2 separate regions of the Mus musculus genome follow, and region 2 is linked to region 1. The links are chromatin loops, found by intact Hi-C in ENCODE. Cell type or tissue: gastrocnemius. All regions are shown on one strand. Each heading gives the region's core, and the rest is flanking DNA. Links, peaks and the distances in the headings are about the cores only. Region 1 overlaps Slc38a10 (solute carrier family 38, member 10). Region 2 holds the start of Gm39486 (a long non-coding RNA gene).

Region 1 (9,308 bases), core at 939-8,938:
GCTCCCTTGCTGTGGGTAGTGAGGACATCATGGCACTGGGTACTGTTGAGGTCACCCTAGCGGAACCTGGTGCAGTTGTGTCTCATTGGGCTGATAACTAGTTTCTCCTCAGTCCATACCCAGGCCCCTATGGCTGTCCTGTGCAGCTTCTGGTCATAGCCAGCAGCTGTGTCCCATCTCTATAGAATGTACAGGCAGCCTGCTCACCTGTGCCCTCTGAGGCAACATCTGGTTTCCATTTCTTCATGAGGCTGTAACAACACACATGGCTCCTCTCAGAACCACATGCCGTCTGTTTTTAGCTAATTCTGTTTTCTAGCCGCCCAGCCTCCTGCTTAATTGAGGTCTTGCCTGGTTTGGGCAGGTCTGGGACTAAGAGCCTTCTCTGACTGCCCTGTCAGCTGCACCATCGGGTGCGAGAGCCTTGTTTATTGATCTCTTTGATGGTGTGGGGTCCCAGTAGGAATCTGCTTGTTCTAGTGAGAGCCCAGCACGTGCTGTGACTGCACTGTACTCTCACATGGTACACGTGACTGCGCTGTGACTGCACTGCACTCTCACGTGGCACACATGACTGTGCTGTGACTGCACTGCACTGCACTCTCACGTGGTACACGTGACTGTGCTGTGACTGCACTGCACTCTCACGTGGTACATGTGACTGCTGTGATTGCACTGCACTCTCACGTGGTACACGTGACTGCTGTGACTGCACTGCACTCTCACGTGGTACACGTGACTGCTGTGACTGCACTGCACTCTCACGTGGCACACGTGACTGCTGTGACTGCACTGCACTCTCACGTGGCACACGTGACTGTGCTGTGACTGCACTGCACTCTCACGTGGTACACGTGACTGTGCTATGACTGCACTGCACTCTCACGTGGTACATGTGACTGTGCTGTGACTGCACTGTACTCTCACGTGGTACATGTGACTATCGAGTGCAGCCAAAGCCCCATGCTTGGCCTCGTGAGCCTTTGGTAAGCCTGGCCGAGTCCCTGTGAATGCTCAAGAAGACAGTTATCCATTTAAAAAGCCTAGTTAGGCTCTTTATCTCTGTGCCTGATGGTGCCCTAGATGGTCTTGGGGACAGTTTGGACTTTGTAGAGTTCTGGCTCCTCCTCGGAACACTTTTGTGCTGTTGCTTCCTTTTCTCCTCTTGCCCACCCACCTTGTGCACCCTGGGACAGGACAGCTCAAGCCATTCCCCAGGCCTCCTGCTTCTGCAGCATGTGGGACAGCACCGGTTAGTTAGTGGGAAGTAGAAGTTAGGGGGCTATGCCACGTGGCCATGGGGTGCCGTGGGTGCCAGGTACAGGTGACCTTGGGTCCCTGTCAGGCACATGACTGTATCCCAGAGTCTTCGAATAGACCTTTCCTCTGTCTTCTTGTCATCGCTCTTCTCTGGGACCTTCCATGGTTTCTGCTGCCACCTGCCTTGGCCACTTGTGGAGGTTGCAGAGGTCCCAGAGCCTTAGATAGTGTCAAGATTCATCCAGGATAGACCCTGCTGCTATATGTTCCTCCCTCCTTGGCTGACCTCCTGTCACCTCTCTTCTGTGCCTCATGAGGTTTTAAAAGCACTTTACATCATGTGCTCCTTTGTCCTACTATTTTCACGTTCAGTTTTTCTGCCAAACTATCTAGGAGATGCAGTGGGCTCGTTTCACAGCCTTCCCTGGGGTGGTGGTCTTCATGGGACCTGCTGGATCAGAAGGGTTCCCCTTGGGTAGCTGCTGACCTATGTCAGACCTGTGTGTGCTGTGGCTGAGGTGCTGCTCAAGGGGCGAGGTGCTAGCTTTCCCTTGCACCTGCTTCATGTGTAGGAAGAACCAAGAGTGAAGGGCTCAGAAGGCTTCCTTGCTGATGCTAACACTACAATGTCAGCCCTGGTCATTAGCTTAGCCCCCCAGCTCGCAGGAGCTTATTGTCTGAGCCATAATTGGACAGATGAGCTATGGAGCCATCCAGCTAAGCCCAAAAGATTGGGTTGTAAGTCAGACCTCAGCAGGTAACACTTTCCTCACTGAAGCCTGGAGAACAAAGCAGAAACTGGTTATTAGGATAGCTCCCTAGAACAGGGGCTGGCTTCCTCAGGAGCCTGGGTTGCTGAGCTCTTGAGAGGTGCAATGGTTCTTGCACCAGCAGGACCTCATCCAGAGGGAGAAGGCTTTTAGCATCTCTAGGTTGGATGCTAGCATGCAGGGGTGAGCATGAACGCAGGAGGCCAGTGACCAGCAGACCTCCACTGGGATGTGGGACCTGCTGTCCAGCTCCTCAGAGGCAGAAGCAGCCTCAAGTCTGGTAGACGGGTGGAGTGGTAGAGCTTGTCTCCGAGAGGGCCAGGGGAGGAGGGAGGAGAGAAGAAAGGAGAACACTTACAGCCTGTAGCAAGCCCTGTTCCACAAGCAAGACCTCCTGAGGCGGGCCTTTGGGCCCTCTCCACACTGGATAAAGAAGGAAAGGATATTCGCAGTGGAATTGCTGTCTGGGAGGCAGGACTCCTGTCTGTCCCTTAGGGAAGCACTGTAGCAGGTGAGCGTGTGGCTTGTCACCTCATTGGTCCATCTGTGCATGGGAGGACAAAACATGGGTCTTTGCTGGCTCCAGTTACTGTCAGCAAGCCTGATGACTACAGGGGATGGCCAGCAGAGTGTGTGAGGAGTCCTACTCATTGAGCATTGCCATCCCTCCTTGGGGCCATACCAGGCCAAGCCTTCACTTCTTGGTTGTCAGTTGGCCAGTAAGGCAGGTGAACCTCACCACCACACTGTTTTCTGTTTCCACCCTGTGATTGCCTTGAAATTGGAAACAAATGGGAGGGGCTGTGCAGGGTGAGAGCTGCCAGCTCTGGAAGTTTATGTTTGGTTGTGGCTGAGGGCATTGTCAACATGCATTCCTGATGAAAGGTCTGTTTCTGTCTTGGAGAGCCCATGTCCAGTGCTGGCCAGCAGCCATGAATTCCTGGAGCTCACTGCTGGTAGTAGGGCCTAGAAAACCTTCACAGGCTCACAGCTTCTGCCTGACAGGCTACTTCCTATCTTAGAACACAGACAGGCTTGGCAATCCTGAGAGGCCTCTCAGAAGAGCATCAGGGCAACCCCATACCTGCGTGGTCACTGAGCCAAATGCTTAGCTGCCATGCGGAGCCTGCCCCAGGGCTCCAGACAGTGAACAGCAGGCCGCCGCCTCACCTGAACATGAGTGGGACACCACTCAGAGTAGACTGGCCTTTGCTGTTGTTTTAAAAGGTTTTTCTTCTTAGCTGGGTGATGGTGGTGCACGCCTTTAATCCCAGCAGAGGCAGAGGCAGGTGGATCTTTGAGCTCCTGGACAGCCATTAAAAACAAAACAAAACAAAAACCCCAAACAAACAAACAAACCTTAACTTTTTTTCTCGTATGTGTGTGTTTGTATACCATGTGTATGCCTGCTGCCTGAAAAGCTTAGAAGATGCATCAGACCAACGAGAAGTGGAGTTAGGGATGGTCTGAACCCCGGTGTGGGTACTAGGGACCACACCAGGCCCTTTGCACAAGCAGTCAGTGCTCAGAACCACATGGCCGTCTTCACATTCTGTTTTCTAAGGTGGTTTTTCATCTGCATAGCTCTTCAGATCCTCTTATGATTGCCCAGCACTTGAACATGGTTTTTTTGTTTTTTTGAGATAGGATTTCACGTAGCCCAGGCTAGCCTGAAACTAGCCCGGGGATGACCTAGAATCTATAAGGTTCCCACATCCCCCTCCAAAGCATATGATGATGCCATACCTAGTTTATGTTATGCTGGTACTGAGCCCTGGCCAGGGCCTGTGTGTGCTACCAGCCCAGCTAGGTCCCAAGCTCTCAAAAGCAGTCTTTTCAGTGAAGCTAGTTTTCTCCAATTCTGGAGCCACAATACTCTGCTGTGGTTTCTGATGGAACATGGACCCCTATGCATTTGTGGGCATGTGGACAACTTTGCCAGCCTCTCCTTTCGTCTCACCTTGTGTGAGTTTCCCCCACCAACAGCAAGAGGTTGACAGGCCCACCCAACCATATCCTTAAAAGTCCTTCAGTTTAGGTCTCAGGGCAAGCAGTTGGTCCCTGCTGGAAGACCCTAGGGACATTGCCTGGCTGTGTGCTCACGCTGCCACCTGGTGGTTGTGGACAAGTATTACACAGCATGTCATCTGACTACAGGTATAAATTGAATTTTGATGTTTTTTTTATCATGAATGAAAAGGAAGGATTCTGTGCCATTTAGCTGATAATCATGATTAAACAGGAAGAAACCTCCATTCTGCCATTTGGCCCAGCCTGTACTGGTTTCTGGTGGCTCACTATGCTTTGCTTGCAGTCCAGGATCCCGTTGTAGTTGTTGCTGAGGATAGCCAAGAGAAGCTAAAGCCAGCAGAGGACAAAGAGGTACTGGAGCAGGCCCAGATCAAGGGTCCTGTAGATGTGCCTGGCGGGGAAGCTCCCAAGGAGAAGCAGGAAGCCGCACAGCTGGATCGCCCCGGCCAAGGTGAGTGCTAAATAAACGGCCCCAACCAGCTGCCTTGACAGAGAAAGGCTTAAGCAACCCTGTGAAGGGCTCGCATGTCTAACTTAGCCTAGACCTGTGCTCCACCTTCCCCTTGGTCAAGACAGCTGCCCTCTACTGTTCCTCTTGTGACATTACCATTCTAGTGTCCTGGCAGTCCTCAGATAGCTGTAGAGGACCTGAGGTCATGGTCATGGTCATGTCACACTTGAGAGCCAGAGGACCGTTCTAATTCCTAGGAACTTCAGCCTCATCTCCTCCACCTGTCCTTATGCCCTTCCAGGTATTGCTGTCCCTATGGGTGAGGCCCATCGCCATGAGCCTCCCATCCCTCATGATAAAGTGGTGGTGGATGAAGGCCAGGACCAAGAAGGGCCAGAGGAGAAAAAGCCACCTCCCAGGCTCCCAGATGAAGGAGACCCTGCAGGCAGGGGTCAAGGGGCACCACCTCTGCCTGAGTCAGAGAAGGAGAAGCAGGAACCTGAGAGAGGAGGGGAAGGAAAGAGACCCGGGCAAGTCCTGGCAGTAGGAGAAACTGAACATCCTCAGAAGGTTCCAGAAGCAAATGGCCAGCCACCTGTGCAGCCCAGGAAGGAAGATTCCAGGCCAGGAAATAGGGATCCGCAGCCAGCTGCCCAGGCCAGGGACTCTGTGGAGCTGAAGGCTCTGGCAGCAGATGACGGCAGGGAGCCTGCACAGAAGGCTGGAGGCGCCCTGTGGAAGCCCGTGGAGAGTGCTGCTGAGAGCGATGCTGGTGAGTGTCAGTCGCCAAGGGGAGCTCCCTTGGTGGGTGCAGCAGAAATGGGCTAGTCCTTCTCAGTCCCCAGCCCTCCCATTCCACATGATTAGCATGTGAATGTCACGGCCCCTTCAGCAGCTTGTGGAGTGAAGAAGAGCCTGGGAGCTTGACAGCTTCCATAATATCTGTCACACAGTTGTTGCCAGACCACTAAATGTCAGGTGCCAGGCTGTTCTGGGGGTGCACACGGGGGACAGTGCAGGAACGCTTGACAGGTAACACACTGTTAAGTACCCGTCTAAGAGCTGGTTAGGACGGCGCTCGCATTTTAATTGGCTCAGGTAGTCACCATTGGCTCACAGCCATCAGCTGAGATTGTTAAATATTTCTTTATTACTTCCCTGGTAATCATTAGGTTGGATATAAACTGTGCTGGAGGGGGGGGGGGCTAGCTATAGAGTCATTTTAGGAAACATCTGCCAGCCCCTCACCCCACGCCCAACTCTGACTTTCCAACAAAGCAGCTGAGTCTCCCTGTGTGCAGGTGGGAAGGCGGGCCTCCCTGTGCAAAGGCCGGAGGCTGCAGAGCAGAGGGAGAAGAAGGAGGCTGAGCAACAGGGTGGAGACCAGGCGGGGAGCAAGCTGGAAGGTGAGGCTGGCCCTTTGGGAGGAGCCCCAGAATGAGCTGGAGTGGGGTGGGTGCTCCTGGGTCCCTCCTGCCTCCACAGTTTCTGCTGCTTGGTTTTTATGCTAAGGAAACACCTCCAGTGACCCCTCCCTATTTCTCACCTCTCTAGGGTTGTTTTTAATCTCCCCTTTTGTGCCCCTAAAAGAGGTGTCAAATGGTCACATGGCTTTTAACTACTATTTTGATTTCATCTTTAAGCAGGTTAATATTTTCTCTACTCTTGCTTAAAGGCTGGGAGGGAGGCCTTGGTACACAGGTTTGAAGACTCATTTGAAGGCTGTGCCTGAGATGGACCTGTGCTCAGGTCGGGCTGGGGTGGTGTTGGTGGCCAGCAGCATGCCCCGTGTCCCCCAGCACTTGAAGTTTGCCACGGCTGATGTGCCCTGAGTTCCTCTAAAGTTTCGTGTCCGTTTTGGCTTTATGGTCTCCCTGTGATGTTTCTTGTGCAGGGGCTGCAGTGCTAGCCCGCCCAGGAGCCCTCTAGTGACCACCTGCCTAGTTGGTTTTGGTGAACCCTCAGCTGAAGTCTGACCTGGGCCTGCCTAGGGTACTCGTGCCCCGAAGTGGGTTTGAAAAGACTGAGGCTTTGCTTCTCATTCAGCCCTGAAGGCCAGGCCTGAGCAGCTGCTCAGCCACTGCTCCTGGCTGACAGTGCAGACCTGGAAGGTAGAACCCAGAGCTTTCTTCTGCTTGGTTGGAGCTCACAACTTATTTGTGGAACTTTCCCACACTTGTTATTTTTGTCTCTGGTTTTAGTCTGACTAAATTTGTTGGTTCCAGTTTCTGTAATCTGTCACCTAAACATGTTTGATTCTTTGATTGTTTTTTTCTTTCTGAAGAAGAGACTTTTCATGGTTTCCTATTGTGCCTCTCTTCCATATGCCTCTCAATGGGACGGACAGCTGAAATTAAAAAGCTAGTAGCAGGTACGGCTCAGGACTGTGATGTAAAGAAGCATGTGTGTGGAGGCCCTGGCAGTGTGGGGACGACCTTGGTGGCACATGCAGCCCCTGAGAGCCCTGCATGAAGACGGCTCAGTCCCAAGGAGTGGCACCCCTCCAGACACAGCATAGCCCCCCAGCTCCCTCTTCCTTCTCAGCCCCTGTGGCCTTGTCCTTAGAGAACAGCCTAATGGTGTCTCTAAGCAACTGAAACCTGAGCTAGAGACAGGGTTGGGGCTGCATGTACCTGCTGCTGTTTGTGTGGCCTGTGTCTCGTGTGAGGGCTTCCATCCTGGCCAGACACCCACTCCTGGTAGGTTCTGGCTTGGGAAAGAAAGCCAGTCGCCACGATGTTTCCCATTTGCCCTCCGGGCTTCCAGCTGGACACACCACCTTTTTTCCCTCTCCCAGAGCAAGCTCGTGGCTCGTCCGCTGAGGCATGCAGGAGGCGTGGGGCCTGCTCTTTCAGAACCTTGCTCTTGGCAGGTCGGGCAGTGCCAGCAGTATGTGTGACTTTGTGTATCTTTATGTAACTGACAGTCACATGGCTGTGCAGTCAGTGAGCACATGTGAAGGGAGAAGAAAGGAGCCCTATGTTAGAAGTTCTTTCCTTCTCAAGCCTCTGTCTGGACCTTAGGCACTGGCAAGAGGACCAGCCGAGTTTCTTGAAGTCAGCTCTTTTCTTCATGGTGGGCCCCAACATCCTCTCCATGGTCCAACCTGCCTTTCCTTGCACAGGCTACTGAAGGGTTTGGGGAGACCCTAGGGCGTGCTCATGGGAACATACTTGTGACCCCTGGGAAGGTCACTGGCAATGAATTGCTCTAGCTAGTTACTGGTGGGAGCCTATGAGTGTGTGCCCTGTGCCTGGGAGCTATATAACCCTGGCTAGCCTCTTACCTCACCGAGATCTGCTTGCCTAAATCTTGTGTGCTAGGATTAAAGGTGTGTTCCACCCCATGCCCACACAAGACGTGATTATGCTCTGACGCCTAGTCCCTAACCCATCTATCTTCTAACGATGCCCAGTATAAAAATGAATGGGTTGTGAAGATTAACCTGCCCTGGCTGCTTGCTGTGGGTAAATAGCCCAGTGCTGACCCCAGTGCTTGGGGTGAGAAGCCAGCCAGCCCTGCTGTACTTGCCAGTGGCCACCAAGAGCAGCTGGGGTGACTGGGTGGGATACAGCAAGTTTGAATAGGAAGGCTTTCTTACCTGTGCTGTGGGCGTGGCCCCCAGTGAGGAGGTGGAGCTCCTTCCTTCTGGGTTCCCAGCCATCCCTGGCCTCCACCCAGCCAACCCTGGCCTCCAGTCCACACGGACAGCTCTCAGGCTCCACTTGAACACTTGCAAGAAACTTTCTTAAAATTGTAGCCCCCCTCCCCCTTTTTTTAAAGGTAGCTTTTAGGTTTTATTTTCTCTTGTGTTAGTCCTAGAACAAATGTGTGAGGCGGTAGGGAAGAGTCACCCAGCCCAGAGAACCTACAACTAACTGTCTAGTGCATTCCTTCTCAGTGTTTGTGTGGATGTGGTGTGCATTTTCAGCCAGAAACAGACAGGGATCTGGGATTGACCAGTGTGTCTGACCCACTGAGGGAAGAGGAAAAGCAGGCAGGACAGCTGCTGGTCAGGAAGGCTGCCCTGGTTAGGGCTTAGCCCTCTAGCCTTAACTCAGCGCCTCACTTCTGTGCCACTGGGACACTGGGACTGGGGTGACAATGCAGACGGTGTTGCAGATACGGGCATGGCAGGACCGACTCCCCGTGGGTCGCTGTCAGCACTGAAAGGCCAGCAGTCCCACCGGTATCTGGAGTGCATCTGACTTTGTATGTCCCCACCAGAAGCTGGGAGGGCAGAGATGCTGGACCATGCCGTGCTGCTACAGGTGATCCAAGAGCAGCAGGTGCAGCAGAAGCGCCTCCTGGACCAGCAGGAAAAGCTGCTCGCAGTGATTGAGGAGCAGCACAAGGAGATCCGGCAGCAGCGACAGGAGGGCGAGGAAGACAAGCCTAAGCCTGGTAGGTAGGACCCAGCCCCGGGAAGCAGGCAGCCGGACAGCCAGGTCTGGGGCTACCTTTGAGGCTCAGAGCCTGGAGTGTGAAGGAGGAGGTTTCAGTCTTGATCATCCTTTTTCTATTTACTTTTACTACATGTGTGCTTATGTGTGTCTGTATTGTGGCGGCTAGAAGAGGATGTCAAGTCCCCTAGATCTCTAGTTACAGACTGTTGTGAGCTGCCTGGATAGGTGCTGGGAAAGTAGCTCTGGTCTTCTCCAAGAACAGCAGGCATTCACACATGTTGAGTCATCTCCCAGCTCTTAGTGAGTCTTAACTGCTTGAAAGTTTCTTTTTAGTCAGTGCATTAGCAACTTGTGTCCATTTCTTTGGCTAAACCAATGCTCACCTTCCTT
Region 2 (9,308 bases), core at 412-8,411, 59 kb before region 1:
GTCTATGATGTGAGAGTTGCTTACCACGCACGATCCTAAAGGCTAGTCCTAGCTCCGGGCTGTGGGAGGCAGTCCCCGGAGTGAGAGCCGGGAGTGCTTCCTCTGTCTCTGACCACTGTGTGATGCTAAAATGCAGTTACAGCCCTTCTGGGCTCCAAGCTGTTCAGATGAGTAACTATCTCCACACACAGACTCGAGACACACAGGCTCGAAGCGACACTTGGAGACGTTGCTCTCCTCTCTGCCAGATATCCGCGCCCGTATTTCTGCACCTGGAGGCCCCGGACTTCTATCGATTCTTTCCAGACTTTGTTCTACAGCAAAGCACAGACCACTAAATTGTCTATTTCACAGCTGTGCTGCCTCAAGGTAGATTGCTTTACGTCTCTGAGTCTCTTTTAAGAATTAAAGCAAAACAAAATGTTATTCTATTTTGCATCTACGTGTGCACGCTCATGCTCACACAGGTGCCCACGAAAGCCAGGAAAGGGCGTCGGGTCCCTGGGAGCTGCAGTCACAGAGGGTTGTGAATTGTCCGGCGGGAGTTCTAAGAAATGAACTCGGGTCCTCTGCAAGAGTAGCAAGTGTCCTTAACTGCTGAGCCAGCGCCCCAGCACAGTGGTTCTCAACCTGTGGGTCTGGACCCCTTTGACAAACCTGTATCCAAAAATATTTATGTTACAATTCATAACAGTAGCAAAATTACTTTAGTAGCATCAACATAATTTTATGGTTGAGGGTCACCACAACAAGGGTCACAATGTCAGGACGGTTGAGAAACACTGGTCTAGTCTCTCACATAGGGATCTTGAGATGAGCTCATGCTGGGTTGGAGTGGTCCCTAAATCCAATGGAACATGGACCATTGCACCATAAAACCAGAGATGAGAGAAGGCCCACATCAGGAAAGAAAGGCTGGAGAAAGGCTGAGGCTACGGTAATCCTGACATTACCTACCGGCCTTCAGATTCAGAGCCCCAGCTGCTGGGTCAGGTGAGAGCAAGTCTTCCCTGAGCTCCCCAGGGGCCAGTGCCATAGCATCTCGACACTGGACTGCCACTCCATACTTGTTGGAAGGCAAATGACGTTCAAGCTGCCCAGGCTGTTATCAGGTGCTAAGCCGCGAGGGTCCACACATAGTCCCTCTTCTCTGTACTGTGCTTACCCAGTGGGGTGGACTCTTCCCTGACATCCCCAGCTTGCCCTTCAGAGCCTGTGGCCCTCCTTGCTCACCCTGTGGTGGTGTCAGGTATACCCTTGCATATTTATCATCGGATGGGGCTTCCTTTCTCTGGAAGATCCTGAGTCACTGTGAGAAGCTGGGTTGTCCCCAACCTATGGGTTCGTTGTTATCCTGTTTCCCATCTCCTATCACACCATTATCACTTAAGGCCTTGAGGTTGGGCTCCGGGGGGTATAGTGAGAGCTGCTGGCCACTCTAGCACTTGCTGGTCATAACCTGTCCCCCTGGAGATCAAGCCTCCAGGTTCCTTTATAGGGACCTGTGTCTTTGGAGAGCAAGGTACCAGGCCAGGTTCTGGTGTTTACTGCTACAGCTCTCTGTTATTGGATGTGGAGTGCCCACCCCTTCTGTGAGACTCAGTTTCCTCCATGGCTAAGTCAGGCTGTCTTCAATTTACTCCACCCACAGTCACTCAAGTCTTATGGATGGATGGATGGATGGATGGATGGATGGGTGGATGGGAGACCTGGGAGCCTTTGAAGCCCATTTTGCCGCTACTGTGATGGGTGTGCAGACGTTTCTTCCCGGGGTGAAGATCCCAGCACTTCACAGTGACGACAATGAGCCTCCTGGGCCACCACTAACTGGACACATCTCTACTGACCAAGTTTCAGCTATGGTGCAGTCCTTAGCTCCCTCTTGAGCTTCTGAGGCCCAGAGTCCTGACTCATCTACCGGGACCACTGGGCTGGTAGACCACAGAGCCTAGCCCCTTGTCCTGACCGTCCTTGCTCAGGCAGAAAGCAGGCCAGATGCAGAGCCAGGCAGAGTGTGCAGCCCGTTTATCCGGTAGCTTTGCGGCTGATCAGTTGCAGGTGAATGGATGGCACGTGGTTTGTGTTGTAACAATATTTTGGGACAATTAGATTGAAACCACATTGTTGGCGGCCCTGCTGGCGGCTGGCCGCCTGCACTCTCTCTGCCCTTTGTGGCTCCTGGGCTGTGGAGCCACCCCCAACTCTCTGGGGCCCAGGTCTAGCCAGGCCATGGGGCAGCAGGGGGAGGGAGGGCTCTCCTGCTGGAGGGTAGGGCCTCCTCTACCCTGCTGGCCTCTCGATGACCTCAGCTTTCAGTTGTTGCAGAAAACAGCTGCTGGAACTATGTATTGTAGAGCAAGCCTGTAATGCCAAGACCTGGAAGGCTGAGGCAGGAGGATTACAAGTTTGAGGCCAGCCTGATTACATGTGAAGTTCCAGGTCAGCCAGAGCTACATAGTGATCCCCTGGGGGTTTCTCATGACACGTTGGAAGAGGCAGCCTAGGGGCTGGAGTATCCAACTCCCAACATGGTCACACTCGGTCTCCATCTCTTCCCCCAGGAAAAGAACACAAAACTTCAGCCTGTCCATTGTCCCACCACACCACACCTTCTCCTGGAAAGTGGATCAGAGTCCTGGGGTGGAGACAGACCAGGTTTCTTGGAGGCTTCACCTGCTCATCCTTTTCACCCCCAGCACTGGGCAGAGGAGCTAGAGACTGCAGGGAGTCTCCTTTTCTGCCCAGTCTCTTTGCTACGCTTTTCCATTTGAGGAGGGAGGACCTTGGAGTCAGAACCAACAAATGCTGAAGATAGGGGCCTGAGTGGGGACCTGGCCTGCCCCAGGCAGCAGGATCAACAGTGACGCCTGGACAGGGATCCTGCAGCTGAGGCTCGAAATCCAGGGACCACAAAGTCCACTTGGGTCTGTGGACCCATGGAGGGAACGTGAAGTTCCCTTTGGACCAAGGGATGGAGAGGGACCATGGGGGTGGCTGTGAGGTATCTAAGTGGTCAGGTCATACTGTAGGAAGCACCCCAGCCAGGAGCATCCGGGACAGACCCTGGGTGAAGTATAGGGAACTTGGCTCCCATTACCCACGACTCTGCTTGTCATGGGAGAGCACAGGCATCCACAGCACCCAGGCAGTTGTATGACTTGGCACTGGCGTCCATGGTTTCCAAAAAGGCTCATGTATCTCCTCTAGTTCTGGTGAACTTCCTCGGGTCCTGCGGGTTTTCCTGCGGCTGTACTCACTGTCCCTAAAGTCTTGGCTTCCTGTCCTCAAGGGTCTGCAGCTATCTGTGCCCTGCCAGTCCAGAATGCCTTACTGTGTGGCACAGGCTAGAGGGTTCCCATCCCTCTCAGCAAGGAGTCCAGGTTGGCAGGCACGTGGACTGCCTCCCCTGAAGAGTTGCCAAAGAGCCCTTCCACTCAGACCTTGAAGGAGGTGACACAATTGGAATCTAAACCATCCTACACTCCCCCCAATCCCCTATGTCTCTAGGGGACACCATGAATAACAGTAACCCCTGCCTGCATCCCCATCCTCTCCAGAAAGTAGACACCTGCCTCCAGGGATGGAGCTGTCCGTTCTCCATCCCACAATCTGCCTACAAGTGTCCCGGGTGCCCCACACGCTCTCTCCAGGAAAACAAGGAAGCAGAGGTGTAACCCAGCTCAGCTGCAAAGCACTCTCCTCAGAAGAGGTCGATCAACCTGACACTCAGGACTGACACTCAGGACTGACAACCAGCTTTCTTAGAATGACTGTGGCTCTCCTCACACTCTAACATAGTCAGAGCATGCGTGGAGGCTTCTGGGTCAGAAGTAACTCCACTTCTGTGATTATACAGGGATGGAGCCACGCTGTACGGGTGGGAAGGAGAAAGGCTTTTTCTTGTTTGTATGAAGAGCTTGATCCAAACAAGGTGCCCAGACAGCTTTTCCGACTGACTGCTTCCTGATCTGGCTGTCAATCACAGTATCCTAGCCCACCGGCCCAGTGTGACCAATCAGAACCGACTATGCTTGATTCCTGAGCCAATTAGCCTTCCTGTCAGAGACTGGGATGGCCAGCAGAGGGCACCATTGGCGGGTGGGTCCAAGTTTGGGGGGCTGCCGAGATAAGGTCACTTAGCTCGGAGCCCTTGACTCTCCATTACCTGAGTTCATTGCCTGCCTCCTTTTCTGCCTAGCGGGGTGTTAGGTTTCGGGGGGTCGTGCCTAAGGACGCACCCTCCTCCTCCTCCTCCCGGCATAGGTGAGGCCCGCTGCCCACAGTGACTGCCTACACCGAGGATTTGGCCTGGCGCAGTGGTTCTGAGTGTGGCCCCTATGGTTTAGTGTCACCCAAATCCTGTTAGTACAGGCTCCAGTCTGATCCCCAGACAAATTTGAAACGATGTTGGGAGACAGGTGGGGGCCCTTAAAGGTGCTCCTCTAAGGAGCTGAGACTGCTAGGGCCGCACAAACCAGACAGAAGAACCGGCATGCCTAGCTGGTAAGAATTCTTTACATCAACTGGAAGAGAAACTAAGACAGAAATTATGGTGGTACAGTATTTCATGGCAGGAGCGTGTGATGCAGGAGGCCTGTTCACATGTATGGAAGTATTATAAAGTCAGAAAAAAAAAACCCCACGTGGATCCATGTACAATGCCGTGGAAGATAGCCAAGTGACTTAGGCCTGGCATTTGCAGGCTTCTGATTGCAGCTACTGGGGGGGGGGGGGGGACTGAAGCCGAAGGATCAAAACTCAAGGCCTGCCTCAGCTACAGGGAGGAGTTCAAGCTCAGTTTGGGCAATTTTGAGAGACCTTGTCTGGAAACGGAAGGTAAAGAGAGAGCAGGGGCAGAGCTCGGTGGTAACCTAGCACCCAGGATGCCCTGGGTTTGGTCATAGGACTGGAAGAAGAGAGTAAAGTCAAAATCAAACAGCAGGTTGCCAGTGGCAGGTGAGTTGGTCCCGACCCGTTTAAGGATGCCTACTATTCCTGCCTTTGCAGAGAGAATGGCTCGGTGCTGGATCACCCACCCTTCCCAGAGCTCCGGTTCCGTTTTATGTTCCATTGTGCTAACAGACACACTCACTCTGTGTGTATATAGATTTATATATATATAATTAAAAATAATAGTATTTTCTAGAAAGCGTGACCCTGATCTGCAGTCAGGGGCGGGTGGGTGGGGCCTCTGAGTGACAGCAGTAGGAGGCCGGCTGTAGGGAGGAGAGTCCAAGGCCGAAGAAGCCTTCAGCAGGAGAGGAAGGCGGGAGGAGAGAGAGGATGTGTTAAGTTCAAGGTTGGGTAGTTAGAGGCAGATTTCTGTCCTCCTTTCCTTCCTTGGGAGGTGAATCAGGGTCCAGGACCCACCTTCCGGAGCTTGGCCCCGCCTGCTGCTGCGGCCTTGGGATTGTTAAGCAAATTGCCTGGTGGGGCCCTGGGCCCGGCTAATTCCAGTGTCTTAATGAGCGGGAAGATGAGGTTTTATTCATCACTGGGGCTGTAAAAATTGCAGTAAAGTGGCCCACTTTATAAAGAAAAAATCAATCGCAAAAAGAAAACAGGAGTATGTAAATGGACGGGGTGACAAAAAGCGGGCCAATTACCCCCAAAATGAGCCGCAGTTATGGCTCCATTAACTCAATTATATTTTCTAAAGGATTTCTTACGAGGCCCCCACCCCACCCCAGCCGTGTGCCTGTAATTTTTACATCAACTTCAAGCCATTAAGTTGCATTAAACTATTTTGTGGGAGAGAGCTGTGTGTCTGGGAAGAGAGAGCTCCAGCGGCCCTGTCCAGCCCCACTGAGGAACAAGAGTCAGGTGTAGGCAGGGGCTGAGGGGAAGTGTTAGCTGCAGGCACAAACCTTCAGTCCAGAAGAAACTGAAGGGCAGAGAGTCACCTAGGTCTCTCTAGTGCCTGAAGTAGAGGCTGCAAGCCACAATGGCCTCCTGACCTTCCCCTGCATTGAAGGACCCCCCTCCAGCCCCTAACCTGAAACACCAGCCCACATGAGCCCCTAACCTTGCCGGCTTCCTGAGTTTTCTTTTGCTCTATCAGTTAGAAAGCTTAGAAAATTTGAGACATGGAAAAAATAAATAAACTTAAATTTGAAAAGAGAAAGACACACACACAACAAAATTTGGACCCGAGTAGGGCTATGTACCATGCCTGTTTGATTTACAGTCCTGGGCAGACCAAGGACACCCTGGAACATAGAAAGTCCCAAGTGACCTTGGCCTGACTTGTTTGTTCAAGTCCAGTCACCCTTGGGTTTTCTTGGATGGGCTGGGCAGGCCCCAAATCCCAGTGTCTGCCCGTGGATACCATTTCTTATAGCATGCTGGCCTCAGGCCTGGTGGCTGAAACCTGCTTTCCGTGTCAGGTGGCCCCATGAGCCAAAGCTGCCCTACATAAGTCTACTCCTGCACCGCGGGGGACCCAGTGCTTAACATCCTGGAGTTCAGATGCAGCTGAGAAAAAGAAGGGGAGTGTGGGGGGGGGGGGAGAGAAAGAAGTGGTAGAAAAGGGAGTGAAACTAGACAGATAGAAGGGCAGAGACCAGTATGCCTAGCTCAAGGAGATAAACAAGGGAAACAAGGCTTGGGTAATGAGCTAGGATGACCCTGCGGCACAAGCCAGGCTTCCTTAAGAGCTCAGGGCTTGTGAGGATGCTGGAAGGTTAAAAGGTTAAATTACACAGGAGAGGGAGAAAAATCTACCCACATCTGCCTTTGGTTCTCTTCCAGGAAGGCAGCAAGAAGACCCACACATTACCTGAAAGAGAGGGTCTGATCAGAGTGGGGCAAACAGACTAGTCCTGTGCGGTTCCATTGTCCAGAAGCAAGACCAGAAATGGGGAAGGAAGATAAGCAAAGGTCTCCCCTCTCCTCTGTACCCCAAGGAACCGTCTCCTGGGATAAACACATGGGCTTCCTAGCTCAAGGCCCCCACAAATGCTCTGTTCTCACTGGGCACATGTAGCTGCAGGGCAAGTCCCCACAAACCCTCAGCCTATATTTGAGAGCCTAAGGCCAGAAGTCAATGGGGGGGGGGGTGCATGCATGCGCGCATATGTGTGTGTGTGTGTGTGTGTGTGTGTGTGTGTGTGTGTGTGCACTTGTATACATGCATTTTTATTTCGATAAGGCACAGCCACTGGCTGGGGTGTAGGGACAACTAAGCTGCTTGAAGTAGCCCTGACTTCAGGTAGTGTGTGTCCGAGGTAACCCCGGGGAAGGGTTCTGAGGGAAGAGAATAGGTGGTACCACAGAAGGGGCTGGGTCAGGAGAGAGGGCTTGAAAGGCCCAGGAAGATGGGGGAGGCAGAGGCTGGGAAGCTAGGAGATTTGGGCTGTTCTAGGATCCGAAGACCTCAGCCTGGGGAAGCTGGGAACCTGTGGCTGTGCTGCCTGCTCAGACCTCAGAGCAGCTGCTGTGGAAGCCCCTGTTTGGAGGTGCCTGCTTACTCTTGGCTGAGGGACATGGGAATGAGCAGTGCTGTGCTTGGTCCCCAGAAAGCACCTGCAGAGAGTCTAGGCTCAAAGCTGATGGGAACTCTGGTCCAGCTGAGCCTTGAGAGGAATGAATACACCTCAGCTCCCTGGATGGAGGTTGTACAATCTCTGGTATTATTCTCCCAGAAGACTAGAAGATAACCTTCAATACATAGCCCAGGCCCTAGGCCCCAGGTGGTTCCAGAGCCCTCCATATCAGACATGCAGGCTTCAGGAGACAGGATGAAAGGAAGCCTGGAAGCTGTCTTCGGGATTCCAGGAGACTCACTGTACCCCTGCAGGGCTGGGAGCCCTAACCGGGTTTATGTAGTGAATTCTGTGTCTGGGAGGGCAATTGGGCTGGCACGGGCCGACAGGATCGCTGACTTCCATTCTTGGCTCTTCCCTGGTCCCAATCCTCTATTGCTAGATTGTCACCTCTGTCTAACCCTTTCCCTAGACACATGACCTCCATGTTCTGTTGCTTTGGCCACCCAGACCTGTGTGGAAGCCTTGAGCTCCCATGATTTCCCCTCCCCTGGTAAACTGGCCTCCAGAGCCTGGGGGATGCAAACCTGCATCTTTCTCAGACTAGTCCCCACATAGCATCTTCTGCCTAATCCTGGGTCATGAGGGAAGCCCCGTGCTGCTAGGTGAAGGTTCCTCTGTCCCCTGCTCTTGGCTTTTGTCACCATAGACAAAGCTTACCTGTCCCCCTAGAGTGTGAGAAATGGTAATCCTCAGGCCTTGGGGACACTGTGGCTGTGGCCCAGTGGCCTGAGGGATCATCTGGACATCATAGCTCGGAGCACTGAGATCCCAGAGTTCCTGAGGAACAGACAGACAGACAAGATCTTAATCCAGCCTAACTGTCCGCTAGCTAACCGTGGGGCAACTTCCAGAGCTGTCTGGCTGTTTTTTCTCTACCATAAAATGGGCTGACGGCGTACAGCTGGGTTTCCCTGGAAGCAAGTTGCAAGAGGTCAGGCACAGCTCTGCTGAGCTCCTGGAGTCCGGTGGTGTCAGCCTCCATTATCCAGGGGAGTGGGTTGCAGAAGGGCACTGTCATTTACCTCAAGCCTCAAGGGCTCCAGCCTCGGTTTCTAGACTCTTGCGCTGGGCAGCTGCAGGTGGTGGGTCACCTTGGAGAGGGCAGTTTCTTGCCACGCCACAGCCTGCCTCCTTCTCCCACACTGTGCTCCTGACACGGATATTCAAGGTGAGAAGGGCGTCCTTGCTGGCTCTAGCGGCCTCACACTAAGGTCTGGGCACCAAGGTCACCTCCAGCAGCACAGGAAGAGGGGAGGAGTGACTGGAGGTTATGGTCTGGAGGGAGGAGGGAGGGGAGAGTGGGGGAAATAAAAAGAGATTACAATTTTTAAAAGGCACTCGAGCTGTCTCCTGACACCGAGCCTGGTCTCCATCCGGTTTATAGCTTACAGGCTCAGCAGCTGGGCCTGTCTGCCTGGGGTGGGTGGAGGGGTGAGGGGTGAGCCAGGCCCCCACCTGCCTAGGCTGTGCCTTTTCTCCACAGTGCTGCTGGGCAGTTGCAGTCCGCTCAGCGTGAGGGCACACAGGGCAGGTGGGACCCCAGGGTGACGGGCAGCCGCCCTGGAGGTAGGGCTGACGCTGCCCCATCTATCCCCCTGACAGGTCAATTTTCTCCTGTGTTTTACAGGGGCTTTCAGGGCAGGAAATGTGATAGGGCAGCTGATTTATGTCTTCACCTGGTCTTTGTTCACAAACTCTCAGTCCTGCCCCACCCTGTGGAAGACTGAGGGCTCTTATCCAGAGGGAATTCCTGCCCTGGCT

What was found. Peaks named below come from ENCODE experiments on the same cell type or tissue, not always from the same donor. Only the 100,000 strongest peaks of a DNase experiment are listed, where the experiment ranks them.
Region 2: a loop joins it to region 1, with 4 times the contacts of the local background. A loop is called at or near these places in 11 of 42 quality-filtered maps.

What each region holds. Positions count from the first base shown.
Region 1 is chr11:120,106,042-120,115,349 of GRCm38, reverse strand. It overlaps Slc38a10 (solute carrier family 38, member 10), which reads left to right. Exons shown (of 17, transcript NM_024249.5): 12 at 4,345-4,512; 13 at 4,814-5,284; 14 at 5,814-5,918; 15 at 6,860-6,883; 16 at 8,740-8,916. Among named protein-coding and RNA genes, the nearest start is that of Ndufaf8, 12 kb to the right of the region's middle. In gastrocnemius, for the core only: CTCF peaks have their summits at 4,142 (motif pointing left) and 4,657 (motif pointing left); DNase peaks (open chromatin) are centred at 2,723, 2,964 and 4,116; H3K27ac peaks cover 315 bases.
Region 2 is chr11:120,164,234-120,173,541 of GRCm38, reverse strand. It overlaps Gm39486 (a long non-coding RNA gene), which reads left to right and starts at 8,101. Exons shown (of 4, transcript XR_003949835.1): 1 at 8,101-8,715; 2 at 9,175-9,308. In gastrocnemius, for the core only: a CTCF peak has its summit at 4,083 (motif pointing right); a DNase peak (open chromatin) is centred at 4,068; H3K4me3 peaks cover 876 bases; H3K27ac peaks cover 855 bases.